7 separate regions of the Mus musculus genome follow, and regions 1, 2, 3, 4, 5 and 6 are each linked to region 7. The links are chromatin loops, found by intact Hi-C in ENCODE. Cell type or tissue: heart. All regions are shown on one strand.

The links. A loop is a pair of places that touch in the nucleus more often than their neighbours do. Peaks named below come from ENCODE experiments on the same cell type or tissue, not always from the same donor. Only the 100,000 strongest peaks of a DNase experiment are listed, where the experiment ranks them.
Region 1: a loop joins it to region 7, with 2.0 times the contacts of the local background. A loop is called at or near these places in 5 of 42 quality-filtered maps.
Region 2: it touches region 7 in a loop (2.2-fold over the local background); 16 of 42 quality-filtered maps call a loop at or near these places.
Region 3: a loop joins it to region 7, with 8 times the contacts of the local background. A loop is called at or near these places in 5 of 42 quality-filtered maps.
Region 4: it touches region 7 in a loop (4-fold over the local background); 11 of 42 quality-filtered maps call a loop at or near these places.
Region 5: a loop joins it to region 7, with 3 times the contacts of the local background. A loop is called at or near these places in 8 of 42 quality-filtered maps.
Region 6: a loop joins it to region 7, with 2.1 times the contacts of the local background. A loop is called at or near these places in 4 of 42 quality-filtered maps.

What each region holds. Positions count from the first base shown.
Region 1 is chr11:96,443,164-96,447,163 of GRCm38, forward strand. Gm11529 (predicted gene 11529) reads right to left here. Exons shown (of 3, transcript NR_033524.1): 3 at 3,736-4,000. Among named protein-coding and RNA genes, the nearest start is that of Gm11529, 19 kb to the right of the region's middle. In heart, no CTCF peak of the experiment used is centred here; no DNase peak of the experiment used is centred here; H3K27me3 peaks cover 751 bases.
Region 2 is chr11:96,562,154-96,566,153 of GRCm38, forward strand. The region is part of intron 4 of Skap1 (src family associated phosphoprotein 1); the gene reads left to right. Among named protein-coding and RNA genes, the nearest start is that of Gm38960, 24 kb to the left of the region's middle. In heart, a CTCF peak has its summit at 2,149 (motif pointing left); no DNase peak of the experiment used is centred here; H3K27me3 peaks cover 466 bases.
Region 3 is chr11:96,437,275-96,441,274 of GRCm38, forward strand. No RefSeq gene overlaps it. Among named protein-coding and RNA genes, the nearest start is that of Gm11529, 25 kb to the right of the region's middle. In heart, a CTCF peak has its summit at 1,670 (motif pointing right); a DNase peak (open chromatin) is centred at 1,677; H3K27me3 peaks cover 2,745 bases.
Region 4 is chr11:96,550,907-96,554,906 of GRCm38, forward strand. All of the region lies in intron 4 of Skap1 (src family associated phosphoprotein 1), which reads left to right. Among named protein-coding and RNA genes, the nearest start is that of Gm38960, 13 kb to the left of the region's middle. In heart, CTCF peaks have their summits at 2,449 (motif pointing left) and 2,659; no DNase peak of the experiment used is centred here; H3K4me3 peaks cover 296 bases; H3K27me3 peaks cover 3,112 bases.
Region 5 is chr11:96,580,365-96,584,364 of GRCm38, forward strand. All of the region lies in intron 4 of Skap1 (src family associated phosphoprotein 1), which reads left to right. Among named protein-coding and RNA genes, the nearest start is that of Gm38960, 42 kb to the left of the region's middle. In heart, a CTCF peak has its summit at 1,853 (motif pointing left); no DNase peak of the experiment used is centred here; H3K27me3 peaks cover 788 bases.
Region 6 is chr11:96,619,520-96,623,519 of GRCm38, forward strand. All of the region lies in intron 4 of Skap1 (src family associated phosphoprotein 1), which reads left to right. Among named protein-coding and RNA genes, the nearest start is that of Gm38960, 81 kb to the left of the region's middle. In heart, CTCF peaks have their summits at 1,875 (motif pointing left), 2,093 and 3,499 (motif pointing left); no DNase peak of the experiment used is centred here; H3K27me3 peaks cover 2,645 bases.
Region 7 is chr11:96,671,903-96,675,902 of GRCm38, forward strand. The region is part of intron 4 of Skap1 (src family associated phosphoprotein 1); the gene reads left to right. Among named protein-coding and RNA genes, the nearest start is that of Snx11, 100 kb to the right of the region's middle. In heart, a CTCF peak has its summit at 2,121; no DNase peak of the experiment used is centred here; H3K4me3 peaks cover 332 bases; H3K27ac peaks cover 378 bases; H3K27me3 peaks cover 113 bases.

The sequences.
Region 1 (4,000 bases), 230 kb before region 7:
AACAGTCACCCGGGGCTCTGAGCCTCAGTGTCCTCATCCGATAAAATGATCTCTCTGATGAATCCGTTCATCTCCAACAGCTTAGATCCATGCTCACCAAATACATTACCAACTCTTCTTTAGGGTAGTCTGTCATCAGAGAACTCCAAATTCCTGTGGCAGACCAAAGTTCATCTCTTTGACTGGACCATGTTAGAGACCACACTCTCAGGGTAGGTGTTCTTGTTGTTGTTGTTTGTTGTTGTTGTTGCTGCTGCTACTGCTGCTGCAGCAGCAACTGGGGCTGCTATTTTGCTTTGGTGTTAGGGATAGAGCCCAAGGCCCTGTTCCATGATTGGCAAGTATTCTACCATGGAGTGGCGTCATTCTTGGCCCTCAGTGTTAGTATCCAAATGCTTTGCCATTGAGGCTCTATGATTATAATCTATGCCAGTGGGTGACGTTGCTTTAGAAAGTCCTCAGACAGAAGCCTTTAGAATTCTCCTGCCCACCATTTTCCAACTCCCCCGGGACTTCCAGTGCCCACATAATATGTTCACTATTAAAAATATGAGTCTATCAGGCCAGGAAACAGTTTCTCGTCCAAGAGAAAAGCGATTGTTAAAAGAATCACATCATAGTATTAACCCTGGCTGACCTCATTATCACACACAAGGTTAGTTACCTAGAGACGATCAGTCTGGGGAAAGAGCAGATCTGGAGACGAAAGGGATCTTAGGGGATTTGACTGGGGAAAAAAAAGAGTGGCCAAGAAGGATAAGATTAGCTGAGGTACCAAGGAAGAGCCCACTGGTCAACTGGAAGCAGAATTCATTCATTCATTCATTCATTCATTCATTCAGTCAGTCAGTCAGTCAGTCAAGCAACATTCATCACGCCTATATAGTGCAGTCTTCTACTTCAAAGACCAAACTGGCAGCTTCTCCGTGGTATCCCAGGAATCTTACAGACCTTTTTAATGATGCCCCGGCCTTCCTCATGCCCCTGTTTAATTCTTTTGTGACTATGGCCATGGCCTATGCTCAGAACATCCAGAGCAGGAAAATCTGAGCATGTCACATAGCTGCTCGTAAGACTCCTTAGCCACATCACAAAATAACGATGTTCATTTCCTATGCGTGTGCAAAATGGAACGCAGGGTATGAAGACTCAGACTCCTGGGGTTCTGTGGATGGAAATGACTGAGAAGTCGCCTAAGCCGGGCTTTGCTGTCGTAGCCTTATTACTATAAAGTCTTAGATTTCTGAGGTTCCTGATACACATGAGAACAGAGACATTCTGACAAAGCCAGGGGTGGAGAAATGGGCCACTCACCCTTTGTCCCCTTGTCCTATCCCTGGAGTGTTTCTGACCCCTCTAGACATGCTGATGTTCCTGGGAGCATAGATAAATCCGAGTCCTGCTGATCCCTCCAACAATCTCATTTTGTACATTTCTTTTTGTAAAGCGGGGTACTTCATATTTCTATTGATTTAGCTGTCTTATTTTCTTTTTTAAATCATAGGTTTCTTGAGGGCAGGAACTTTTTTGTTTAAATTAAAAATTTTTTTTTTTTTTGTAGTGAGCTTTCTCTTCCTATGAGTGTTTAAGGCCTTGTTAAAATCCTCCGGTTATTGCCAGAAATGATCAGGGACTTTAATTATATATAAACATCCTTTATTGAATCTTTGAAAACTGACTTCACAGAAGTACAGAATTCTCAGCTTGAAGGGACCTCTGAGAACGTGTGCTTTAACACTCTAATTTTCTGGAACTGGAAACCGGGGCCCAGATAAGTGATTAGGTTGATGTCATGTACTAAGTTAATGGTGGCATTGGGACAATACTGCTGGATCCTGATTCCCGGTTTAGGGCTGTTATAACTTCAAACGGGAGGCTACACTTACACTGCTAGAATATTATGGATTTGTATTTCTGAGAACACACTTCAACTATAAATAGTTTCTCTTTCTCCTGTCATAAATCTCTTTCTTTCCTTCCCATCATTAGATGAGAATTGTTATTAGAATCCAGGGCCGCTATTTTATTAGCTGTAGCTTTTTAACTTATAAAATTAAAAGGTACTGGCATAAAGAAGTGTCCGCCATACATTAAATGGAATACAACTATTATTCACTTAAAGCTCTGGGCAATATCCTGAGGGTTAGTGGGACACATTTTTCGATGGCCGCTCTTAACTTGATTATCTCATGAACACTGAAGTCCTTCATGATGGGATAACCGCGTGCCACTCATAAGAGCGATGCTAAGAGTTCACACCAGAACTTGAAGAGTTTAAGATGCACATTTCCCCTGTTCTTTCAGACTACTGTGCACTATCATGCACTAGATAGAGACCTCTCCCATTTACTCAGTCCTTTACGGACAGGATTAAAGACGTCTCACATGTCTCAAGCCTGTGGGAAAGTTCCCCACACATTCTCCCTTTTGCATCCATTCGCTCATTTTTGTAAGATGAGTTCCTAAAAGTGCAATTTCTGGGTCAAATTTTGAGCTAATCTGTGACATTCTTCTTCAAAAAATTTTTTTCCTGTTGCTAGGACTAAAATAAATAAATTCCAACATCTGTATATGACTATATATCTTATTAAGGTTTTTATATAAATGAGGTTATTTTAACTTCAATATTGATTTAATTATATTATATGTGCATGAAGGTTTTGCCTGCACACACACACAAACACACACACACACACACACACATACACACACACACTATCTGTGTGCTGCTGTGCCTGGAAGCTGGAAGAAGGTGCTGGATCTCCTGAAACTGGAGTTAAAGCCAGTTGTGAGTTGTGAGCCACTACGTGGGTGCTGGGAACTGAACTTTGGTCCTGTACTAGAGCTGCAAGTCCTCTTAACCACAGAACTATCTCTCCAGCTCCCTTTATTTTATTTTATATTTATTTATTTATTTATTTATTTATTTATTTATTTATTTAGAGACAGGGTTTCTCTGAATAACCCTGGCTGGTCTGGAACTCACTCTGTAGACCAGGCTGGCCTCGAACTTAGAAATCCACCTGCCTCTGCCTCCCAAGTACTGGGATTAAAGGTGTGCACCACCACTGCCCGGCTTTCCAGCTCCCTTTAAAAACAAACAAACAAAACCCTTTTTAAGTTATCATATGAGTTCTTCAGTGGGAAAGTTGGGATTTAGATAAGTTCATGTGTTTGTTCAAGTCCTATGGCTAGGGAAGGTGGAGAGAGTTTTCTCATTCCAGTATGGTTTCATTGCAGAAATGGTTCATGGGGTTGTCGAAATGGTTCATTAGTTAAAAGCACTTACTTCTCAGCAGAGGATCCAACCTTGATTTCCACCACTCACAATCTTTAACTCCAGCTCCAGAGGATCCAAGGCCCTGTACTGGTCGGCACAGTACCATGAACATACCTGTGTGTGGTGCACACACACTCTTGTAGGCTCACACACATACCCATGACGATATAGGTATATTCATACACTTATTTCTATATATGTCTCTGTATACAGAAACACATATACATACACACACACATATGTACACACACACACACATATATGTTTGTTTCATTTTTGTTTTTTGTTTTTCTTGAGACAGGGTTTCTCTGTGTAGCACTGGCTGTCCTGGAACTCCATCTATAGACCAGGCTGGCCTCAAACTCATAGATCCTTTGCCTCTGCCTCCCAAGTACTAGGACCAAAGGTATGCACCACCATGACCTGGATTAAAAAAAACAAAAACAAACCAAAAACACGGAAGTAAAGCTCTTAGAGAAAGGCTAAGATCAAAACTGCAGCAGAGATGGCTACTCTGGGCTAGATCATGACTGAGCAAAACCGTCCAGCCCTTGCCTTGAGGTTTGCTGGAGAGGGTACCAGCTTCCTGTCTGAAGCCAGTTGCAGGCCTGCAGGTCCTTCTTTCTCACACTGCTTCCAAGGGAAAACCTGTGTCCCCTATTCTGAGATGGGATACCCTTGTTAAGAAAGAAGTGGACACTTCCAGATAGAGGTAGAGAG
Region 2 (4,000 bases), 110 kb before region 7:
AGCCCGACCGTGCTCAGATTTCCAGTGCCATGGTCACCAGAGCTGAGAATGATAATATATATATATATGTATATATATATATACACATTAGCAGAGGTGAATGTTTCTGATGACCTGCTGGGAATGCTGACATATAGTCAACGTGAGAGTAAAAACCAACACTTAAAAATATTTAAGATTTGCACATGGGCTGGACAGAGTGGTGCATGCCTTTAATGCCAGCACTCAGAAGGCAGAGGCAGGTGGATCTCTATGGGTCCAGAGCCATCCTGGTCTCTGCGTTAACCAGTGCTGCAGAGTGAGACTCTGTCTTGCATCAAAGACATGCACATGAATTGTGAACGATAGCGTTAGGGTGTTTTAATTCTGCCTAGATAAACCATTTAAACGATGAGGTGAGGCAAAGAGAACTAAGTGAGGGGGCGTCAGAACAGCAGGGGTGCATGGGCGGGAGGACACATCTCCAGCCTGGCAGATCCTCTGTTTCTTGTACATTTCTGAAGCTCTGGAAGAGTGGAGAGCTAGGGCCATTTGACCCATAGAGCCTCCCTCCTGCAGGCCAGGTGGTTCCTTTTTCTGTGTATTATCTCCATTTCCCTAGGGTGTTTTCTTTTGTTTTGTTTTGTTTTGTTTTGTTGTGTTGTGTTGTGTTGTGTTGTATTGTGTTTTGTTTTGTTTTGTTTTGTTTTGTTTTGTTTTGTTTTGTTTTGTTTTTCGAGACAGGGTTTCTCTGTGTATCCGTGGCTGTCCTGGAACTCACTCTGTAGACCAGGCTGGCCTCGAACTCAGAAATCCGCCTGCCTCTGCCTCCCAAGTGCTGGGATTAAAGGCCACCACTGCCCCGCCTATTTCTCTAGTTTCAAATGAACTAACTCTTCAGAGTCTCAAGAATAATATGGGACAGAAAGATTTTGACATATATTTTAATTAGTTTGACATGTACTAAAACAAACACATGTATTTCCCCTTCATTATCAGGACAGTTCTAGCAGGGAGAAAGATATACATAAAAAGCTGTGCCTCGCCAGACTGTTTATAATAAAGGTTGTAGTATCGGAGCTTTGAAACCTTGTGGAGGTGGCAAGTGCTACACTGTTACTATGATGTAACCACTTGTCCCTCCCTTGCTTGTGATGTATGGTGCTGTGTTGTTTTTACACAATAATGATGCATACCCCATGAATTTGACAGTGTGAAGAGTGTTTGAGTAAATTAATGAACGATTTCTCTTGCCAAATGGAAGCTACTTCCAGCAGGGACTTTCTGGCTTATAAATGGCAAAGCTCCCCCACTTCCACATCCCTAAGGATTCTGAAATAGAAAGGTCAAAGTTGGGAAAGATGTGACTTGTACCATTTTGGCTTCCTTAAATATTACTAACAAATGCCTCTCTCAAATAGAGATGGACCTTGATTTACAGTGAGAGAATCGTGTTCCAATAGAGCAGTTACCAACTGAAAAAAAAAAAAAAGCCAACCCACACGTTAAGAATCCATTTAATATCCTGAATGTAGCAAATGCAGCATAAAACCAGGTACTGTCGAGTGCAGAGTGAGGTGGGTGAGTCTACCCCACTAATCGACCACTGGGGGTCAAAGCTTGCTGGAGATGTGAGGACAAGATGTGGCTGGAGAGGTGGCTCAGTGAGCAAGCATAAGGGCCTGACCTTGGATCCCCAGCACCCACATAAAACCTGATGAGCAGTGTCTCTGCAACTCAGCTCGAGCAGGGGACAGAGTTGGGCGAATACCAGAGGCTCAGCATTCAGCCAGTCCATCTGCATCAGTGAGACCCTGAATCCAAGTAAGGCAGAGGTTAATGGAGGAAGAAAAGTGATAGGAAATGCACACCCATGGGCCAACACGCCTATGCACATGCATCTACACGTGTGTAAACTACACAAAGAGCACACACACTTTTTAAAAAGAAAAAAAAAAGTTTAAAAGTTATACTGTATGACCTTAACCCAGAGGGGGAAAAAAATAAAAATTAAAAATTCTGAATGTGGGGACTGGAGCAATGGCTCAGTGCTTAAGAGCACTGGCTGCTCTTCCAGGGGACCTGGGTTCAATTCCCATCATTCACGTGGTGGAGCACAACTATCTGTTAACTCCAGTCTCAAGGCATATAATGCCCTCTTCTGGCCTGTGAGGGTACTGCAGGCACATGGTGCACAAACATATGTGCAGGCAAAATACTCACATACATAAATATTTTTGAAATGTGCATAATTTTTATATTAATAAAGATGGAGAATTATAAATTGAACTGTCACATATAATGGTTTGTCTGTATACTTGAACAGTCCTGGGTACTTCTTATTTTTGTTTAGTATCTATGGGTTGGGTATAGGTTATAGTAAGAATTAAAGTCCAGGCTGGAGCAATGCCCTAACTGTTGAAAACATCTACTGCCCTTGCAGAGGACCTGGCTTTGATTCCCACCACACAGTCAGGCATCTCACTGTATTTCCAGCTCCAGGGGATCACGTGCTCTCTTCTGAACTCTCCTGGGCTCCTGCACTCACATGTCCACAGACCCCACCCCCTATCCCCAAATATACACAATTAAAATAAAATAAAATCTTTTTAAAAAATATTGACATTAAAAGTCAAGCTTGAAGCCTTTCCTTTTGAAACAGTTTGGAATTTCCAATACTAACCTGTGCAGGTTATCTGGCAAACATTGGTTGGTACTTAATATGCATCCAGGCAGAGGCCCACCGAGGCAATGGCAGCATTAAGACATGATCTTGGCCTCCATAAAGCACACAGGACAGTTGAAAAGACATGTAAGTTGGCTACTGAGTCATAGCTTTCCAAATGAGGTGAGCGAATGCATGCTGCTGTGAGTACGTGTGGGAGCAACCACACTCAGAAGGAGACCCGAGAATCTGAGGATGCCCCGGTTTACTTCTTAAAGGAGAGATGGAGAACTGTTGGTGTGCCTGGAATTGCATCATGCTCAGTGTTAGGCAACAAAGCATAAGAAGTGTTCTTGTATCACAAACGCACCAAGGCTTTTCCAGGAGGAAACTGGGGAAGATGTAGCAAGATCGCAAATGGGAATGCCCTTTAGACTTAATAAGCTCCTCCTTAGTGATGTATTTTGAGATTTGTTTGTGCATGTGCATGTGTGCACACCTACCCGTAGGTGCACACAGAGGCTGGAAGTGCTAGGAACCTGACTTTGGTCGGCCAGAACAGCGGGAGCTCTTAACTGCCGAGCCATCTCGCCAGACCCAGGAATGTGTTTTGAGCATATGAGAATAACTAACTATATATGACAATTTTTAGGGTGTGTACTTCAAGCATGCTTATGAAAAAAAAAAACAAACAATAAAACAGCAAAAGGACACTCAGCTAAGACACCACCATGCAGGGAAACATTGGAAACCACCACAAGTGCGGTTTGTAGAAGAATGGTCCTTTAAATTTACAGAAGGGAGGGAGGGAGAGCGTGTGTGATTTGGATGTAGAGTCTTCCTGAGTGGTCTGGAATTCATACTCCTCCTGCCTCCACCTCTGGTGCTGAGATTTCAGACATATACCACCACACTCTTTCTGTGCACTCTATTGAGTATAAATACGTTATAAGAGAACACGTAGAGTGAGCACCACTTTTTGAAATATACATCTCTGTTTGCATTCAAAGAACCTATAATGCATGCCACTAAAGTATTTTGGCATACTCTCATTTCACATATGGGTGTGATATATTTGTATTGGCTTATGATTCCAAGACTGAAAGCTATTTCTTTTGGGATTCCTGCAGATGTGCACATCTTTAGAATCAGAAGTTTGGGTTCTAGGGGTATCTTCTAAGGAAATCAGCTAATCAGGCTCCTCGAGGATCAAGGAACTGGCCGAGCCTAACTGCTTAATTACGTGTGGATTGGTTTAATAAATTACAGTGCAGCCTCGTGATGGAATACCCTGCAGCCATTAAAAGCCAGGTTGTCAGTAGAGGAGCCATTATTGTCATAGGAGAATGTTGGTGA
Region 3 (4,000 bases), 230 kb before region 7:
ACGGAGACAGGCAGGGCACAGTGAAATGTAAGACAACAAACAGGTTTTGCCACAGGCTAGAGAAATGTGAATGCCCTTAGATTTGAATATACTTGGATGGAGAGAAGCCAGGTACATGGGTGAATTCATACCTTAGTTGTTTTGATTCCAAGATTTCATAAGCTGCACCTTTTCACACACACACCCCTGGCTGTAATAACTTTCCCATCTTTCTGCTCCAGGGTATTCCCGCCACCCTCACCCCACACATTTCTTCCATCAAGAACTCTTTAGGTTGTTGTCATTTAAAGTGAAGTCCCTAGACCAGAATGGCTGGTCTCAGATGATAGATACTATTTAGAAATACATAGCTTCCTCTCCATTCTCGCTGAACCCAGATCACTAGCGATGAGATGAAGAGCAATTGTCTCCAGGTAACTTTGTATCAGTTCTTCAGGGGATACTTTATGCACATGCACTGCAGCAGGAGAACATTGCGATTCTGACTCAGTGGACCACGGGGCAGAGCCTGTGACCTGTATCTCGGAAGACTTTAGGAACCCAGTCATGGGCTGGAGAGATGGCTCAGTGGTTAAGAGCACTGACTGCTCTTCCAGAGGTCCCGAGTTCGATTCCCAACAACCACATGGTGGCTTACAACCATCTGTAATGGGGTCTGGTGCCCTCTTCTGGTGTGTCTGAAGAGAACAATATACTCATATGTATAAAATAAATGAGTACATCTTTGAAAGAAAGAAAGAAAGAAAGAAAGAAAGAAAGAAAGAAAGAAAGGAAGGAAGGAAGAAAGAAAGAAAGAAAGAAGAAACCCAGTTATGTACATAGGCAAATCAGTGGTCCACAGTTCCAAAGCCTAACTGTGCTGTTTGCATAGGATTGATGTATTAGAGAAAGAGGACTTACTGAGGGTGGGGTCTTAGTCAACGGCCACCTGGCTTTGTGTTTTGTTTTTCAAGCATATTTTGGTCAGAGAGTGGGTCTGATGACAGTGAACCCACAAGGTCTCAGCTATGGAAGATTAAAGATGGGGCGAGGAGCAAAGGGACAAGCAGGGTAGGGGTTTGTAGACCTGGGTTCTAACGCTAGTTCTTGCTCTGTCAATAAGTGTGTTAAGATGCAGTCCCTTATTTCTCTGTCATCTATAAGCTGAAGATGACAGTCATGCAATCTCTTGACATGCTGGCCCCTATTAAAATGAAATAACATTATACTTACTTTAGCAGAGGATTTTTCTCTCCAAGTGAGTAAAGGAGTCTTAGCGACATGGGGACGCTAAACTGCAGAACTGAGAGCCATGTGCTGAGTACTTGGCCCCCAGGTCCCTTGTGAACCATAGGTGGAATTAGTTCTAACTCGTCCCAGCTCCGACATGCCTCTCAAGGTGTTGTGTTGAGGATGCCAGATCTGAATCAGGTCTCAAGGACGGAAATCTTTGCTAAGTGTGTGACTTTGGGCACGTTATTCTCCTGAAGCTGTACTTTTTTATTTACTAAAAATGAAATGATGATTTAAAAAAAAAACCTATCTGAAAAGGTTACTGGGGACTTTAAAAGATTCAGTATATGTCAAGGGCTTAAGACAGTGTCTGGCGCATTGGCTCAATGTCCCCAGGCTGGCACCTGGAGGAGGTGCGACCTCAGATCCTGCAGCAGAGGGCAGATGGCAAATCTCCCTCTCGCCTGTAGGTGGCGCCTCTCTGTGTTGAGCTGACTACCTGCGTCCGGCAAGTCTCAGCAAATCAAGTAGTTTCCTGGCATCTCTTGCTCTGCCTAGGATTGCTAGAGCCTGACTCCTACAGTCTTCTGAAGCTTGCTCCCAGGATGGCCAGTCTTAGGGATACCGACTTCCTAAAATGACATCCCTTCCCTGCTCCTGAGCACCTGCCACCCAGGAGGACTGGTCCTGGGAGGGTTCCCCAACCAGCCCTTGAGGTAGGGAGTTTCCTTTCTGCTAGGTTAAAATGACAAATTGGTACATGAGCGGTTAATGAAAGATGCTGGAAACGTCTGTGGAGATCAGAAAAATCGCCTCTCTGAGCTGACAGCCAGGCCATCTGCATTCCCGCATTTCTATTAATTCCTTAACAATAAACGACAGGAGCGCCTAGAGGGTTAACAGCTTAATTTAATCTCTGAGATTCCTTCCTGGAGCACTGAGAATTAGAAAGGCAGTTTACTGAACGTTATCCGCACACCTGGTTTTTACCCACTTGATGCCCTGAATCTGTCTTCCGGGCCACTCCTACTCGCCTGTACGCAGAGGCTCTGAATACTTTTCACGGGTCACCCTTGGACTCACTGAACCCCAACACTGGTCTCCTAGTTTCTCCACATTGGGCTTCTTACTTGCAGTTACTCTAAATGTTGGTTTAGGTCATTTCCCTGGGGTGGGGGATGGCTTTCTCTATAGGGAATGAATATCCTTTCCACAACCAGAACAAGAGCTTTTGACGTGAGTGTGAGTGTGAGTGTGTGTGTGTGTGTGTGTGTGTGTGTGTGTGTGTGTGATGGCCTCTGTGTGGGCGCCACAGCTTCATGGGCTCAGTTCTCGACTTCTACCTTTACACCGGTTCTGGGCATGGAACTTGGGTCACTAGCTTTTTATCAGATGAGGTATCTGGCTAACAAATCAGGCTTGGAGTCCCTAGCCAAGCATGAAATACTACTTGGAGACATTATTTCTGATGCTAATCCTTTCCTCTGAGGAAGACCAAGGCTTGCAAATGTTTAGTGGCTTGTAAGATTGTCTATCCAGCTAATGTCAAATCCCTCAGATAGAACTCAGGTCTTCTCACGCCTGCACAAACACTTGTTCCATAATAGGGTCGGCAAACAAGTTTGTCTTCCGCCTTCATGACTTAACTCCTCCGGAGGCTGGTAGGTAGGGGCTGCCTAGGTTGCTCCCTGGTTTAGGAGGAAAGGCCTCAGGGACACTCATGCTTTCCAGGCCCAGGGAAAGAGCAAAGGTATTTGCTGTCCTTGCATTTTTCAGTGGGGTTCCTTTGGGTTAGGCATTTAAAGACTCTATTAAAATGGAAATGTTATCTTGGAGGAGTAATGCATTAAGCCATTATCTGTCATTAACACCTTGGCAAGAACGCATTTAAGATGAGCCTGCTTGTTACTGGCAGCTCCCTTAGGGAATGGGAACTCTGGCCTCCATAGAGAGGCCTAGGAAAGGGTCTTGCCCTGGAGAAGTGCAACATTTGTAGAGAAGGAGCAACTGTGTCAGGAATTTCTATCTTTGCACCTTACAGAGCATTCTAGAATCAGTCACTATGCTATCTGCTCCTAACAGGTGTATGTATACTCCTAATCTCAGGTTCTTGTATAAATAGTTTTCTTATTTATTTATTAATTGTTTTATTTATTTACTAATTATTTTATGTATTTATGTATTATTTATTCATTTATTCACTTTTAAAAATACATCAAAATTCAGAGGTACGTAAGAGAATCCGTCAAGCCTCAGCAAACATTACATATAAAGTAAGGTGTCTAGGCTCCTTTAATTAAAGTTTGATTCATCAGTTCAAAAATAGTACAAGGTCAAGCTCAGTTTTCCTTCTCTCTCTTTTTTTCATTTTGGTTTTTCGAAACAGGGTTTCTCTGTGTAGCCCTGGCTGTCCTGGAACTCACTCTGTAGACCAGGCTGGCCTCGAACTCAGAAATCTGCCTGCCTCTGCCTCCCAAGTGCTGGGATAAAGGCGTGTGCCACCACTGCCTGGTTCAGTTTTTCTTTTCTGTCTTGTTTATCTATCTATCTATCTATCTATCTATCTATCTATCTATCTATCTATCTAGAACTGGCTTTGAGCCATCAGTTTTATTACTTTGCAGTTGCCATATTTGATGGTTTTTGTTTGTTTGTTTCAATCTTTTTCCTAATTATTTTTATAGACAGTCTTCTGCTAGCCTGGGCTGGCCTGAAACTCATGACCTTTCTGCCTCAGCTCCCAAAAGACGGAGTCACAGGTGTGTAGTACCACATCAAATTGAAATCA
Region 4 (4,000 bases), 120 kb before region 7:
CATTTCATAGATTTTAATATACTACTGACGAAGGGTTTGTTATTGAATATCTCTATTATCAAATACCCTTATTCGGACACGGGCTTAGCACACGGGATCTAAAAGGGAAGTAGGATGTGAGTCCTTCCTGTAGGGAATCAGTCACTTAGCTGAAGAGAAGAGCTTTAAATTTCCCCCACCATGCAGTGTATGACACACAGTCAAGTGTTTTTGATGCAGGGCTGGCTCCACAGTGAGCCCCAGTTGCTTGGCCCTGCAGTGTTCTGGGAGAAATTGAAAGGAATATTTGACTTCTGGCCAAAGTGGTTTTGGAAGTCTTTTCCAGAAAGGTCAAACATTTATTGGGCTTGTCCTCCAATTAATGGGAGAACAGTCACAACTTTTAAGTGCGGGGGGCTGATTTTTCAAGAGTGATTTGGCAGAGGAGATTGTTTACACAATGCCTGGAGTATTTTTTGTTTCTCTCCAAATTCTAAACTCATCAACAAGTAACAAGTTTAATAGTGATGACTTCCTCGTACAATAAATAACTATTAAGGACGCCAGTGTGGTCACTTGGGTGGTGGCAGACTCACAGGGTTTCAGTTGCTACTGCATGGTGTTGTGCGTGCTTGTGTAGACACCAATCAGAAGCAGGGAAGGCTCATGTCTCCACAGGCTGTTGATTGCAGAATCTCATACACCATGCCTAATTGTCTTGTTCTCAGAGTCTGTGAATGCAGTGTGGCTCAACATAGCACTTGCTTTGCAGAGACAGTCTCACCACCCCGGGGTTTGTTATTGCGCCCATGGCAATCATGTTTAGAATTCTAAAACCCTCAGTATCATCTTAACGACTAGACTGTCCTTCTCCAAGTTCCACATTGGCCATTTTTACTTCCAAGTCTAATATTCACATACATTTAGAAAAATTTAGTTTGAGCACAAATGACTCCCCAAGGTCATATATACATACACATACATACACACATGCATATATACATATATTCAGCTCTTCATACTTTTGGCAGTCATTGCTTCCCTGTTAGCCATAAATTCTTTTGACCTAAGATTCAAGCAGTAAAAACAAAATTTCTTTGGTCTGGACATATAGCTCAGGGATAGAGCCTTTGCCTAGAGTGTATGAGGCCCTGGGTTTGATCTCTAGCACAGTGAGGGAGAGAGAGACAGAGACAATAGAGAGACAGAGAGAGAGAGACGGAGAGACAGGGAGAGAGAGACAGAGACAGAGATCAGTTAACTAGTACTGAAACTCTGGCTAGACCATAATATTATGGTGGACTAGGCAAAGATGGTTGAATTCACAAACTCTGTTCCCTGTCTGCTCTAGCCTGCTTTTCAGATTCTAGAATCCACGCCCCCCTCCTGCCCATTTTAATGTTGTGCCCTAAGGGACTTGAGCCCAAATACGCTAGCAAGAAATAGATCCTATTAGGCAGAATAGGATCTCTGGCTTGTAAAATATTGGGATTTTTTAGGGGAAATTGTTTATTCAGGGGACATTTGCAGATTTTTTTAAAAAGTGTTAGCCTGTAACTTACATGGCACTGCATATTTTCATAGAATGACTTGGAATGTAGGCACAATTTTATAATTATGTCATTTCACAATGAAGCCTTGGATTTTATTCTATTAACATGGGGTTAACTGCTGTCACGTGCTCGCCTCTCTGCAGACAATCACTGTCATCCCAGAAAGACATTCTCCAACACCCAGCAACAGACTGAAACCTAGAGACTGTCAGAGCTCAGGGTGGGGGGTATCTGGGTTATCTAATGTAGCCCATCTAATGAATTCACATCATTCTTGCTAATATCTCATTTAATTAATTATCAAATATAGCCATTACAGTTTGGGTCTTTCCTTTGCAGGACATCTTTCCCGCCCAACTATTATTGGTAATTTATCCTTCATGTCTTCCCTAAACTTTCCCTTCCTTGGTTTCAGGCCATTGCTCTTTTCTATACCATCTTCTGAGACTGAATAATTCCCCTAATTCATTTATAGTGTTACCTTTAGAAGGTATTAAAGACAGCGAACATTTATCCCCAGAGTCTTCCCTTTTCCAAACTGCATAAATTTCAGTTCTAGCAGGCCTTACCTTCCTCTGCCCTGTCATACCCTCCAGTCACTGTGTATTTATCACATGCCTTGATATTTTCCATTCCAAGGGGATCACCTCACCAAGAGAGCTGCCTTTCGGAGAGGGGAGGGCTGGAGAGTAAAATCTTACATTAAGCACTAGAAGCCGGAGCGTTGTTTTGATGTTGGCGCCGGCGATCATCTGGAGAGCACACTCGTACAGCGTGTGCTGTGGCATATGCTGCGATATATGTATATTTTAATGCCTTAATGTATTATGGCCTGTTGTAATTGAATGTCTATAAAGTAGCAGTTAAAGGATTTTATAGACCTTGGAAAGGATCGGAATTCTCTAGCGCCCTCTTGTGGTAAAATACAATAACGCTCCGAGCATTCTTGGATGTATTTTGCCGAATTTAGTGCAGGGGGTGGGGGTTTGGGGGTGCTATGAATTTTACGTTTTAAACACTGAATATAAGAAATGGATTAGAGAACTAAAAATTTCACACACACGCATGCATATTAATATTTAAAATATTTCTTCTTTTTGGAGAAATTTATTTTCTTTTGACTGCTTTGAACCTCAAAAGATAGTACTTTCTTAGAGCTGTCTTTTCTGTGTGTCCTATTATATAAGTTAAGGGGGGACATACAAAACCAACCATAATTATAAGAATTTTATATTCTTCAGTGATATTGAGGGAAGACTTAGATATGATTTTTAAAATCCAATTTACAGCTATTTTTTTCCATGTCAATTTTAAAGGGAAGTGGTTAGTATTCCTAACATATGTCATTTAATCCTATCTACATTTTCTCTCCTATATTAAATTTATCATTTCGAGGTTATAGTTGTCATATGCTCTTCTCAACCCACACATTTCAAATGTTTATAAATCCTTAGTAAACGGCAGGCAGCCCCAAGGGCAGGTGTATATTTCTATGAGCAACATAAAATTATATTTGTTTCAGAAGATACCACCGCAAGTAGCATATGCCTTAGATCGCTCAATCTCTAGCAAAAACACCAGCTACAACTTGCCAGATAAAAACAGACGCTGTCCTTGGGCTCGTTTGAATTAGCGGCATTTTTTAAAAGCCCTTTGTAGAGACTTGAGGAGTGGTGAAGTCAGCTCCCTCTATGCTCAGGCCACTTTGTAATGGGCCCTTGTCACATGGGACCCCATGTGACAGCTAGGGAGGACACGCTTTGTAAGATCAAGCGTTGGACTGCTCTTTAGGAGAGAATATTGACTCTGGTCCACAAGGGAACTGGCAGAAGATGGCCCAGGCATGGCAGGGTGAAGGGGGTTGGTCACAGGCGATATGAGTGAGAACATTTTGACTAATTTTTCTTTTTCACCCTCCCCCCCTACCAAGAGATGATAATTATTTTTCAAAGCAATAGAAATCAGTTCACCTTTATTACATAGTGGGCTTCCCCTTTGAGATACATGAACACAGAGCTAACTTTGATTTCTTGGGGTTTTGTGCTGTGTAGGTTTGGGTTTTAGACTGGCATTTCCTCTGAGCCCTGGAAAGTAAAACTGAACAAACCTATTAAAGGTGTTTTGCTATTTGGTAGCAAAACGTTTGCGGCTCTTCATAGTAACAATCTCATGTTCGCACGTGGATTAGCAGTACTTTGATATTACGTTTTGAGGTTTATCAATAATCAGGTCAGTTGGCCCTCTTTACCCTGGCTCTGTGGTCAAGGTCAAGTTTCTTGCTTCCTCCTGGGCCTGATTGTTTTTCTTGTAAAGGCAGCATTTCCCATGAGACATTTAAATTGTAACTTTGTACAGTTTTGTATAAGAACTTGAACAGTGCTACCTGAGCAGAGGGCCAAAGAGCAGCCTCTCTTTCCACCTGTGGCACTTGCTACCGTGTTCATATTGATCTGTTTGGTCGTCCACGA
Region 5 (4,000 bases), 92 kb before region 7:
CAGGACAGCATGGAGAAGCAGTTCTCGAGAGTTAGGCTTGAGATAATTCCAATGAGAAATGAATGATCAAGACTTGGGCTAGCATTTGTCTGCCGGGCACTCAGAGTAGCTGACAGGGATAATAACGAGTAAGGAGTTGCATAGCAGCGTAGCAAGCATTAAAAACTGTCATACTGCGCTCCGTGACTATTGAACATTGATTCAATTACCTTGCATGGTCTCTGTATATGTATTTCAAAATAGATGGGAGCCTCTAAAATACCATATATGTGAACATACATGTATATATACATACCGACACATAGGTATTTATATCTCTGTTATCTAGATCGTTCCTTATACAAACAAAGATTTATGTTAATGCAAGATTTTGTGTCTACAGAAACCTTAGCTAGTGGTTGAATTATGAGAGGCCAGTTTAAGTTAAGGATATCATTTATACCTTTTGAAAATTTACTGGAGAATTGTCAAGGCAGTGCCTAACAGGGTATTCAAAATGTTTATTTACATTAGAAGCAAGGAACTCCCATTCTTAAAATTTAACAAGAAGCTTAACAAGGCTTGTTCTGGCATGAATAAGATTCCAGAGACTTTTTTTAAACAGGAAAATGAAAATGTTTGCTACATAAATACTGTAACCGAATTGTTCAAAACATTACATATAGCTATTTAGTGAGATGGTGCATTGTTCTAAACTATTATCAGAAACAAACTTCAGACATGAAAATCAATTTCTTTTGTAAGGAGTGCATTGAAAGAAATGACATGAATTGAGAGAAAATGCTTACATTTTAATTTTTTTTTTTTTTTTGAGGAAGAAAGATCCCAGACACCATCATTCGGCTTCTTGACAGCTCGCAGGCATCTAGAAAATGCTCCACTTCCTGTCTTTATGAAATCCATGAACGCTCTTTTAGTTGAACAACTGTGTCTCAAAGTACTTACAAACAAGGGGGGACTGAGCTCAAGTCGATATTCAACTGCTCATTTGGCTCTTATGTGTCAAGAACTCTTGCAAGTAATTTATGTGTATTAATTCATCCAATCTTGATGAAGAGGAGCAGGCCCCGTTTTTATCTCCATCTTACAGATGGGGAAAGTGTAGCTTTACTCAAATGGTGGTTCCCCCTTGAGATCAGAGAATGGTATATGTGAGAATCAGGACCTACAATTCTGGAAAGACCTGCTACATAATTAGATGAAGGGTGCGTCTCTCTATGCCCATTTTGGCTGTAGAAAGAGATGATGGTGCCTGTAAAAGCCCTATGTGCGAGCTAAGCAACCTGTTTGATAGGCCATAAGAAGGGAGCATTGCAGCCAAATGAACAAAAACAAGCGGTAATTTCTGCTCTTTTTGAACTTTGTGTATTTAGAGATGGCTGCTCTTGGTCCATTGCATAACGTGGGGCTCCTAAGACAGTGCCACAAATCCTTATGCAAACTTGCCCATGAAGAGGGGAAGGGAAGTACAGGGTGCATTCATTTTAAATCTGACCTTGTTCCAGCTCATCGCTCTATTCCTAGGCAACAAAATTAGGTCCCTCTGGAGCACTTCGTTATTTTCCTTATTTACGCTAATGTTAGCTCAGCTGTACCTTTGGAAAGATGGCTGAAGGGAAATTAAGCAGAGCATAAGGGTCTTTTTCTTCCTCCTCTTTTTAAATAACCATTGTGAACCATAACTTAGTGTGCCAAAGACTGGCTTGTGAGCCATTGAATTCACAATGAAAAGAACGGTACTGACAGTTCATAATTAGTGTCTTCACCCTGTCTGCCAGAGCCCTCAGCAAAGGTGTGCCTGTACCCTGTCGGTTTGAGAGAAGGGGTGGGGGGGAGCCACCTTGTGGCTGGAAGACGATCCAGCAGCCTGTATGACCCTTGCTGGTTCTCAGCAGGCAGGGGAGGGGGGATGAGCACAGCAGCCAGTGATAAATCAGAAATATCAATCACTAAATATCTGTGGAAAGTGGTAAGAGTTATAAATAGAATCTATAACTACGATAACACTGAAGCTGTAGTTGTAAATATACATTATCCTCTTTAATATGACACAGGATAGATTGAGAACTGAGGAATTATTAAGACCCCACCAAAAAAAAATTGGAAGAAAGAATGAAAACATTTAAGTTAAAATTATGTTCATTTTGTAATTCAATAAAGAATTCCCAGAGACATATTTTTAAATTTAATGTTGTTTTCTATAGCACAGAAAAAGCCCCACAGACATCTGTTTGCATACATTGTGTGTCAGGCAACATCAGATTTGAATGGAATTTATCTAAATTTTATATGCATGGCTTGATGTAAATTGAAATAAATTGTACAGCATACTCTGCGTGGACATATTGGTTTTTCCATCGCGGCCTGAACTTTTGACCCCAGGGCCTGGGCCGGTCACACGTTGACCTGTCTGAACTCTGCTGGTAGATCCAAGTATGGAAGGCCGGCCTTGCAGCCATGGCAACCGTGAAGCAGGGTCCATGACTCCACTCTCCTTTTCTCCCTCTTTTCTCCACACTCCAAACAAAACAAAACAAATTAGTATATTCTCGCACAGTCGGTGAGTGTAATCTCAGAGTACTTCTGCCAAGATGGGTTTTGCCCCGAACCTAAGCTCTGAGCAAAGCTGTTTTAGCCGGCTTGTCAGCTGTTAATGAAAGTTGGAAATGAAAGTCTTTATAAAAGTTAATGGAAAAGACCCCTTCCTGGGACACATTCATGTGCCTGTCTCCCATTAAAATAAAATATACTCCACGTGCTCATATATTAGGCTATAGTGTTGCTATAGGTGTGTTGTGCATGCAGATCAAAGTGATACTTTTGTGGGATGTTGGCATAATCCTTCTTAGGTAGATTTATTTTTTTAAATGATTTATTTATTTTGCTTTTAAGTGCACTGGTGTTTGACCCACATGCATGTCTGTGTGAGGGTCTCAAATCACTTGGATTACAGATACAGTTGTGGGCTGACATGTGGGTGCTGGGAATTGAACTCAGGTCCTTTGGAGGAGCAGCCACTGCTCTTAATCACGAAGCCGTCTCTCCAGCCCTCCTAGGTAGATTTAAATAAAACAGTATTGCTCCTAATATCTATGTCATACTGAACATTCTGCTGTTCCATAAAGCTAATCTGTCAGAAACAGTAAGCATGGGGCTCAGTTTCCTGTTAGAAGATGTAGGCTCTAGTTTGATTAGGATGCATTTATACCTCTGATTTGCTTAATTTTTTATTAATTTATATTAACTGCACAAAACACTGGGCTGAATTGTGATATTCTCATATTTGCATGTAAAATCATTTGATCATCCCCTCCCGCCTTCCATTTGATAACCATCTCTTGCCTTCCTCTCCCTTCCACATCTCCAGGCGTCCCCCCTCCCTTTACGTTATGTCCCTTCCTCACCCCTAAATCCCACATCACCAGAACTTACCATCTCACAGTCATGGTGGCAGTCCACAGGCATTGACTTACGCATTTACACAGGCTGTATCTGTGGCTGCTCATTTATTCACGCAGGAAGCATTTGTCAAAGGCTTACCAGGTAAACTCCAACTCCATAAATTGAAGTAACCACAACCAAAGATGTGTGACTGCTCTTAAAGAGGGAGACACAGTTTTGACAAGACTTGGAGGGACTATTAGACAGTAGTGACAAAATGTGTAAGAGTTTGTCATTGTATACAAGCTGACCAAGAAACATGACTTCATGGAGTTGTCTGATTGGCCATGGATTTAATGAAAAGGACCTTTTATGAAACAAAGCCTTGGAAAAGGCAGTCTGTGCACAGACAATCAAGATTTAAGAGGTTTCAAAGAATGAGCAAAACCTTGGATGGTATTGGTAACGTGTAAGGGTTACATGTGTTGGGGTGACAGGATAGATGAGGGTGTGACCTGGCAGGGATTACAAAGGTTCTTGAGTGACCATGGAGTAATCTGATCTTTCTAGGGTTTAGTGTTGTCTTTTTTCAAGGGAAGGATGAAGAAGATCTTAATTT
Region 6 (4,000 bases), 52 kb before region 7:
CAAGGCACAGGTACTTTTCCTCTTTATCAGATTGGGATCCATTAAATCCCACTACAGGCAAAGCTTGTGTGTGTGCTCACGCACGCATATTGTTTGGGATAGCTGGAGAGAAGAGCCACTTTTCACATCACTCACCAGAGCTGTTGCCCCCCCCCCTCCGCCCGCCCACCCCCAGTAGAGCCATGTTTTTTAGCAGGATTCCTGTGGGAGACCTGTTTGTGAAAGTGGCATTTGCAATTCACACTGCAGGTCCCTGTGCCAGCTTCAGAAAGCCAAGCAGATGTTTCCTCCTTTCCCCCGCAGCATAGCTCATCACTTATCCCAGGAGGAAAATCAGAAGAGGCTGGGACAAATGCAATTCTGTCAGTCACAGCCACAGGAAAATGGAGAGAGAGAGAGAGAGAGAGAGAGAGAGAGAGAGAGAGAGAGAGAGAGAGAGAGAGAGATTGGATTAAATGTGACTTTGAATTGGGCTTTATTTAAAGGTAGAATGACTGATTCATCGACAGGAAATTTTATCCTCCACCTAAAGCGCCTTTTCTTGCCCCCTCTTTTTTTTAACTCAGCCTTGCCTGGCCGACTTTGACATCTCTGATGGCTCTCTCTGGAGGACAAGTCCCTATGTTCTTTCAGTTTTGTTTCAGCTAAATAGGCTGTGTGAGACCGAGCTTAGCTCTTGGGTTATTTGTGCAAGAACAATGAGGTCGGAAGTTATTTCTTTAGCCACACACCCAAACACATGCATACAAAAGAAAAAAAAACAGACAAATGAAATGTATTTGGGGTTTCATATTACACAGTAACAGGGTCAGGAAATTCTACTCACTAAGCGGGTAATGCATAGGACGAAACAATTTTGCATGGAGCCTGAACTAACATTAGGTGAGATATTCTGCTCTGTGATTTTCTTTTTATTTTTCTAAGCAAGAAATTAAATGCTTCAGAAAATAAAAATATAAGCAATTTAAAACAATTTCTGTTAAGTCTGGACATATATTAAATGTAACCTTGACTAATTGGAGTCTAGAGTCAGATTCTTAAGACAGTTAATTTTTTTACTGATACAACAATGTCTCTGCTTACACTGACACCCTTCAGCCCCAGGCCCTAGGCTGGTGGAAGGACTGCTGACTGAGAAGGTTCCCTGCGGGTACAGGTCTCTGTCTCCCTTTCGGATACTCATTTGCTGTCTTCGCTTGCTCTGTGCAAATGCAAGAGTAGTGTCTGTGTTTCACAAAAAGAATGCATGTTAAAAAGAACTAATGGTCCCACTGTCCATCAGGCTGGGCAGAGATGGAGGTCATCTGGCGGTCAAAACCAAATAATTTCAGCCTGTGCCGAAAGCCCCGAAGCTGTTGACTTGGTGGCAAGAGTTCACCCGCCTCTTGTTGCTTCTGTATCCCCTGAAACCTGGGAGTTTTAATTTTGGCGACAAGAACGGACATATTTTCTCCCTGGCAACTGTGTGTGCACAGTGCTCGCCATTCAGAGTTTGCTCAGGTTAGCTGGGCTGAAGTATACAACTCCTGGATCCACGCCAGCCCTAAATAGACAAAAGGCTGCATTCTGCAATAAGATTCTCCCAAAATATTGGAAGAGGTTGACTATATGTGCATGTTTGAAATTCATTGTTAGGCAGAAATTCTTAACTTCTGTTCTTTTAAAGAGACCCCGTGTTCTTCTACAGGTACAGATTTTAAAGTGACTTCCGAGTTTCCACATTCATAGGGAACAGATGGGAATGGAAGTGGCTCCAGAGTGCTGACAGCTCCATTAAAAATCCTTTAAAATCCATACTCCATAAATCGGAACCACACATTGGATGTAGTCACAGCCCTTTCAGAATGCCCTGCACCCTGCTTGTGAATAGCGCCACCTGCTGGCTGTTGGTGAAAGCTCTTTGCTGATGAACCAGTCTAAAAGTCAGTATTAGATACAATTTAACTGTTTTTAAACCTCTGGAGACTTAAAAGGTTCAAAAAATCATTTAGCCTCATTATTTTAGAACATCTTAGCTACAATTAATTTACAAAAAATATTGTAGGCATTAAAAGGAAAGCACAGGGAATATTGTTTAGATTCTAAAGTATTCTAAAATTGCATCAAATCTGATTATCTTTTAGCTTCAATTTCTCATGCTCCTCTGGCAGATTTCAAAGTCACGAAGTATCTGGATCTTCCAGACTGGGTTTTATTTCTTCTGCTTCTCTTCTACTGACTTTCTAAAGAAGTACATATGTGCAATGAAATATCTAGATATGGAAAAGGAGGAAGGGCAGGAAGGCAGGAGAAAGCCACAGCTGAATGGTTAAGTGTCAGCTTTAAGGATTACGTCTGTGATTGAGGGATTTACCACTCTTATTTTGGCATTGACTCATAAAACATATGTTCACAAAATCTGTTTTATGGGCTTTTTAACAGGGTAAGAAATTTTAAGTGTTCAAAGAAAAGGAAAATCAATCCTTCCTGCTGTTAGGTTGTAATATCTATGCTTTCTTTTAATTGTTCCAGTCTTTGCTCATCACACAAAAATATACAATAATACTTTATAATAAAATAAACTAAAAACATAATGCCACTATTGTACAATACAGTAAATGTTCAAATTTCATGAATTAAAGTCATTCAAAATTGGGTTTCTACCCCACCCACAAATGTGCTTTTATTCTGAAGTTGTGCTGTTGGAGTTTTCTGTTATTCTTAAAACTATAACCTGGTCCTATTTTAATGTATATCTTTAGCCAGGCCACTTTTATGATCCCTTTAAACTCTTAGAAACGTGCTGGTTTGGTGTGAGCCTTAGCCAGTGATTGGGGCTGTCCAGCAGGCACATAGGTCTCTCTGAGCCACCGGAATGAAAGACTAAACACCTGCACTCCTCTCCCCATCTTCCTCATACGAAGTCACACCCTAACATCTTTAGATGTCGCTAGCACTTGTGTTCAGTAGTTGAGGCAATTAGAAGCCTCAAAGTCTTTGATAAGAAGGAGCCCATGGCTGTAGTGTCATGGCTTGGTGCTGAGGTTTGCCTACTCTCTGAAGAAGAATGAAATTGAGCTTTTCTGAAGAGAATAATGACCCCCAGGGATTTTTCTCTGCCTGGGGGAGATCCTGTGGAATTTTCCAATATTTTTTCATTGTGTGTATGGTAACCTGGCACACATCTGTAAATCCCAGCATTCTATAGAGCTCTAGGGCAAGATGAACAACTGTGAGTTCCAGCCTGGCTACATGGCCAGACTCAGTATCCGAAACAAAACAAACAAGAGAAGGGGAACAAGGAAGAAAAAATCTCCCCTTAATTTAGAAGTCTGGATTCAGGGTGACTCCCGTTTATCCCTCCAGCCTGTGCCGCTCTATCACTACCTTTCCGCCTGACTCACAGGAGCAAGTGTGCTGCTCACTTTAAGGGTCACGAGAACAATGACTAAGTTTACTGTAGGCTCCGCCCTTCACCGGTAAACACAGCCTCTACCAGGCTCCTCAGCTGTGGAACGCCCCCTACTGCCTGCAGGATGCTAATTCCTTGATGATTCTCCCACCAGCACGTCCAGTACCCAAGGGGTACAGCAGAACCACATTTCTTCTTACAAGGCATGTCTGGGTCACTGCTCTCTTGGTCAGCAAAACAGAATTCCCACTGTCTGCAGCATTGAAACGTCACACATTGAGAGATGATTTTTTTTCCAACTAATTCAGTTCCTTGCACGAAGCATTCTTTTTGTTGGAGGATGTAGCATCCAAAATTGTCAAGGGTGACAGCTGTCTTCCTGAATCTTCCAGACTCCAGGCTTATCACCCAGACCCAAACACAGCTGCTCTAGTACTAAAATACTATTATTATTATTATTATTATTATTATTATTACTGTAGAATTTTTAAAAGTACGTACAAGAGAGGCCCATTATTCCACACAGGGGCTTTGAAAGTCACTTTGGTCCGAGTAGCTGCCTTTTGAATTGAACCTTAAGAGAAGACTGAAAGAACGTTCTAGACAAGA
Region 7 (4,000 bases):
GAGCTGGGGATAGGATCTGGGTCCACTGGAAACCAGCCAGGGTTCCTAACCACTGACCTATCTCTCCGGCCCACCTCTCTGGTTTTTTGCTTACTCTCTACCATGGCTCCCTAGGAGGAAGGTAACTGATTTAAAGGGTCTGAAAATGACTTAGAACGGCTATGAAGGGGGGAAAATGGGATCCAGGTGAACAAGTCAGTGCCGGGCACCTTCCTCAACGTTGGCAAAGAAAGAAAAGTTTAAGTTCTGAAATATTTCAAGGAAGGAATGAAATATGTGGTAAGAGGTTACCTGAGATATATTATAGGGACCCTTGGCCCTCCGTCCTTCATGTTCTCTCTGCTTTCTGCGCCCTCTCGGTATGTGAAATCTTGGAACTAGAATTTCTGCTTATTGTATGAGACAGATTTTCAAACCTTAAATTTCCTAGGAAGTTTTTTAATAACTGTTATCAAAAGAAAAGTCTCTCTCTCTCTCTCTCTCTCTCTCTCTCTCTCTCTCTCTCTCTCTCTCTCTCTCTCTCCACAGAGTTTTGCTATATAGCCTAGGCTGGCCTCAAACTCGTGGTCCTCCATCTCCCCAGTGCTCAGATTATAGGATTTCACCCTCGCATCTACTAAGAAAGGTCAAGTTCTTCTATCTTAAAAACATTTACTCATGCTGGGCATGGTGGCACACACCTTTAATCCCAGCACTCCAGAGGCAGAGGGAGGCAGATCTCTGTGAGTTCGAGGCCAGTCTGGTCTACAGAGTGAGTCCAGGATAGCCAGGGCTTGTTACTCAGAGAAACCCTGTCTTGAAAAAAATAATTTACTCATTTACCATGTATAAGACCCACGGTTCTGTCAACACCACAAATTAACCCCCCCTTTTTTTTTACATATTTCAAAATACCATGTTGTACATGATAAATATATACAATCCCATTCATTAATTTAAAATTAATTATATATATAAAAAAGAACATCTACAGTCTAGAGATATGGCTCAGGGGTTAAGAGCACTGGCTGCTCTTCCAGAGAACCTGTGTTCAGTTCCCAGAACCTATAAGATGATTCACAGCCATCTGTAACTGCAGCTCCAGGGGATCGAACACCCTCTCTGGCCTTTATATACACCAGACATGCACATGGTACATATGCAGGCAAACACTCAGACATGTAATTTTTTTTTAAACTGGATAAAAAGCATAATCACAATATTCAGTATTTTATACCAGGCCTACATAAGGAGCATAGATCTTAAGGGTTTAGGGTTGTGTTATTGTTACTGATTTTGTTACCATTGTTGTTGTTGTTGTTGTTTAATGTGGCTTTGAACTGACAGTATAGATGAGGACAGCCTTGAACTTCTGATCCTCCTACCTCCGCCTCCAAGTGCTGGGATTACAGGTGTGCTCCACCACAATTAGTTTTATCCAAAGCTGGGGCCCAACCCAGCACGTTGGGCATGCCAGGCAAGCATCCTACCAAGTAGGCTACATCCCCAGGCTAGACCTTAAGACTTATCAGAAATATGTCTTCTCTTATTTCTAGTCTGTAACTGTCAGAGGTAAGCAATGCCTCTCCTGCTGCCACGCACCAATCAGGGTGCTGTCAAGACAGTGACTGGGTTGTAAGCTCTCTGCTCAGGGTTTTACCCATAAAGTTGTACTGCTTTCGGTATTTCAAACAAAGCCAAGTGTTCACTCGTTCTGTTTCCTTCAGCATACCAAAGGTAAACTGACTCTTTTCTGAAGAATGTCAAAAGCCACTGATCTGACAGCCCCAGAGAGGTTATCAGGACCCACGCCTCCAAGACCAGCATGAAACCTGACTTACTGTTAAGCTCTTCCCTCTGTGCCTGCCTGCAGCTCGAGATCAAACACATTCTCAAGGAGGGAACGCTGAGCCCTTGTAGAATCCCCTCCGTCCTACCCCACAATGCACAAGTCCTAGCTGGGACAGACAGAGCACTATGCCGGGAGCTGGGGATAAGAGAAAGGAGGGATAGGGCTGAGAATGAAGGGCTAGTTAGCTCACAGCCCTCCCTAGCCAAGGGCTAGGAGAAGGGAGAAGGAGCCAGGGAAGCCGGTGGAGCTGGGGCTGCCTCCCTCCGTCTAAACCCTGATCTCATACTGCTTCCCTGTGGAGGAATCTCAGAACTGCAGCTTCTCGCTCTGGGCCCCTGCCTGTCACACCCGTCCAGTGTGGTCTCTTGCCTGGGCTGATCTGACAGGTCTTCCCTTACATATATATATATAAGTAAATTTATATTTATATCTCACACACATACATATATACATATATGTGCCTGGGCTGATGTGACAGGTCTTCCCATACATATATATATCTGTATGAATTGATGGGGTGATATTTTTTTTCTTTTTTTTAAGCCCAAAGCCTATGTATGCCTAACAGTGTTCCTTTGGCTCTTCTTCCATAATTACATATACTAGCTTTTACTCTTAAAACTTCCAAATGACTTAACAACATTGCCCCTATTTCCATGGATATTTTTCATTAAGAACAAACCAATGTCCTGGCTAACATAAAGGATTCTTGGTCATCCTTCCTTATAGTTGCCACCCCAACTTCCTGCTTCTCCTTTATGCCTACCCAAGGGTGGCTTAGGCACAAGCATTCACAAGGCTGGCCTTCTTTGTAGAGCATTAGAACCACAAAACACATTTTAGATGACTGACTCTTTTCTTGAGGACTGGGGGGGGGTCTTTAGGACAGAGTCGGAGGGCAGGGAGGGGGCATTGTAGACAGGTTGAGATGCTTTGCGTTAAGAATACAGTCTGAAGAGAGTTGATACTTTTTAGGGGAGGTGAAAAAGAAGGCAGTGGGTTCTTCAGGCAAGCCAGTGGTCTTACCCTGGAGCATTCCCAATCAGAAAATAGACAGGAAGTTGACCACGTGACTCACATTCCATGCAGAACCTGCGAGCCCCTCTCTTCTACTCCTCTCCGCCTTCTGTCAAGACTCCAAGGGTGAAAGCTGTGAGCTGAAGGGGACAGGCCATCAGCAGAGGGTGACTTACAATGAGAAATGAAAATATTTGGATTAGCTATAATGCCAAGCCAGTGGTATTTACAAATTATTAAACTGTCATCCCCACGTGAAATGCGTCTCTTCCTGAATGAAATGTTAAGCTGTTCTTTTGGTTTGTTTCAAACTGTCAGGGCCATTATTTGATGTCCCTTTCTGTTTGTTTATCTTCATTAAGATGTTGAATCAATCATTTTTGCTTTCTCTCTCCACAAGCAGGAGTTGGCACAGAGTCAGGATGAGGGCCAGCCACCCCTCCCCCACCCACCGAGGGCTGTGCAGGTGCCTAGCCCGGTTTGTTCACAGAGGGATCAAAAACATATTTGTTCTCCAGGTTGTGTGGACAGACTGGCAGGGTTTTTTGATAAGAGATAAAAGAAAAGTCTTCAGTCACGGTGAGAAATGACATTTCTATCTGGAACAAGGAGATGCAGTGGATCTCATTCCGGTTTGGAGATCATTTTCCGGAGTAGCATCCTGACAGCTCACAGTGGGGTGGAAACACGGAGGTGGGGTTTGAAGTGGGAGACAGAACTCAGAGCAGGCAGGAAGCAAAAAATGGAGAGCCCTGGACCTTGTCCTGTGACAGATGTCAATGCTGCTCTCTTGAGTGTTCTAAATGTGGCATTTCAGTATCCAAGATGGTAGAGCGTGATTCACCAGGGTTGCGGGCGGTTTACTGTCAGAGGGACCAGTTGCATTTCTCTTTATACAGAGATCCAGCTAGCCCATTGATGCTGTGTAAGGACTGCGGGGGGGGGGGGGGGCGCAGAGGGGTGTCTCTGCCATGTGACCCACTCTCTCCTGCTTAGCAATCCCTTTTGAGGATTTCAGACCAGCTAACCAGGGTTAGAGAAGCAGTCAGCTAGACATAAAAGAGAACTGTGCACACCAGCTGGCCTATCTAGGGATAACACCTGTAACCTTGGTCTCATTAGCCCTGTGCTCTCTCCACCTGAGCTATCTGG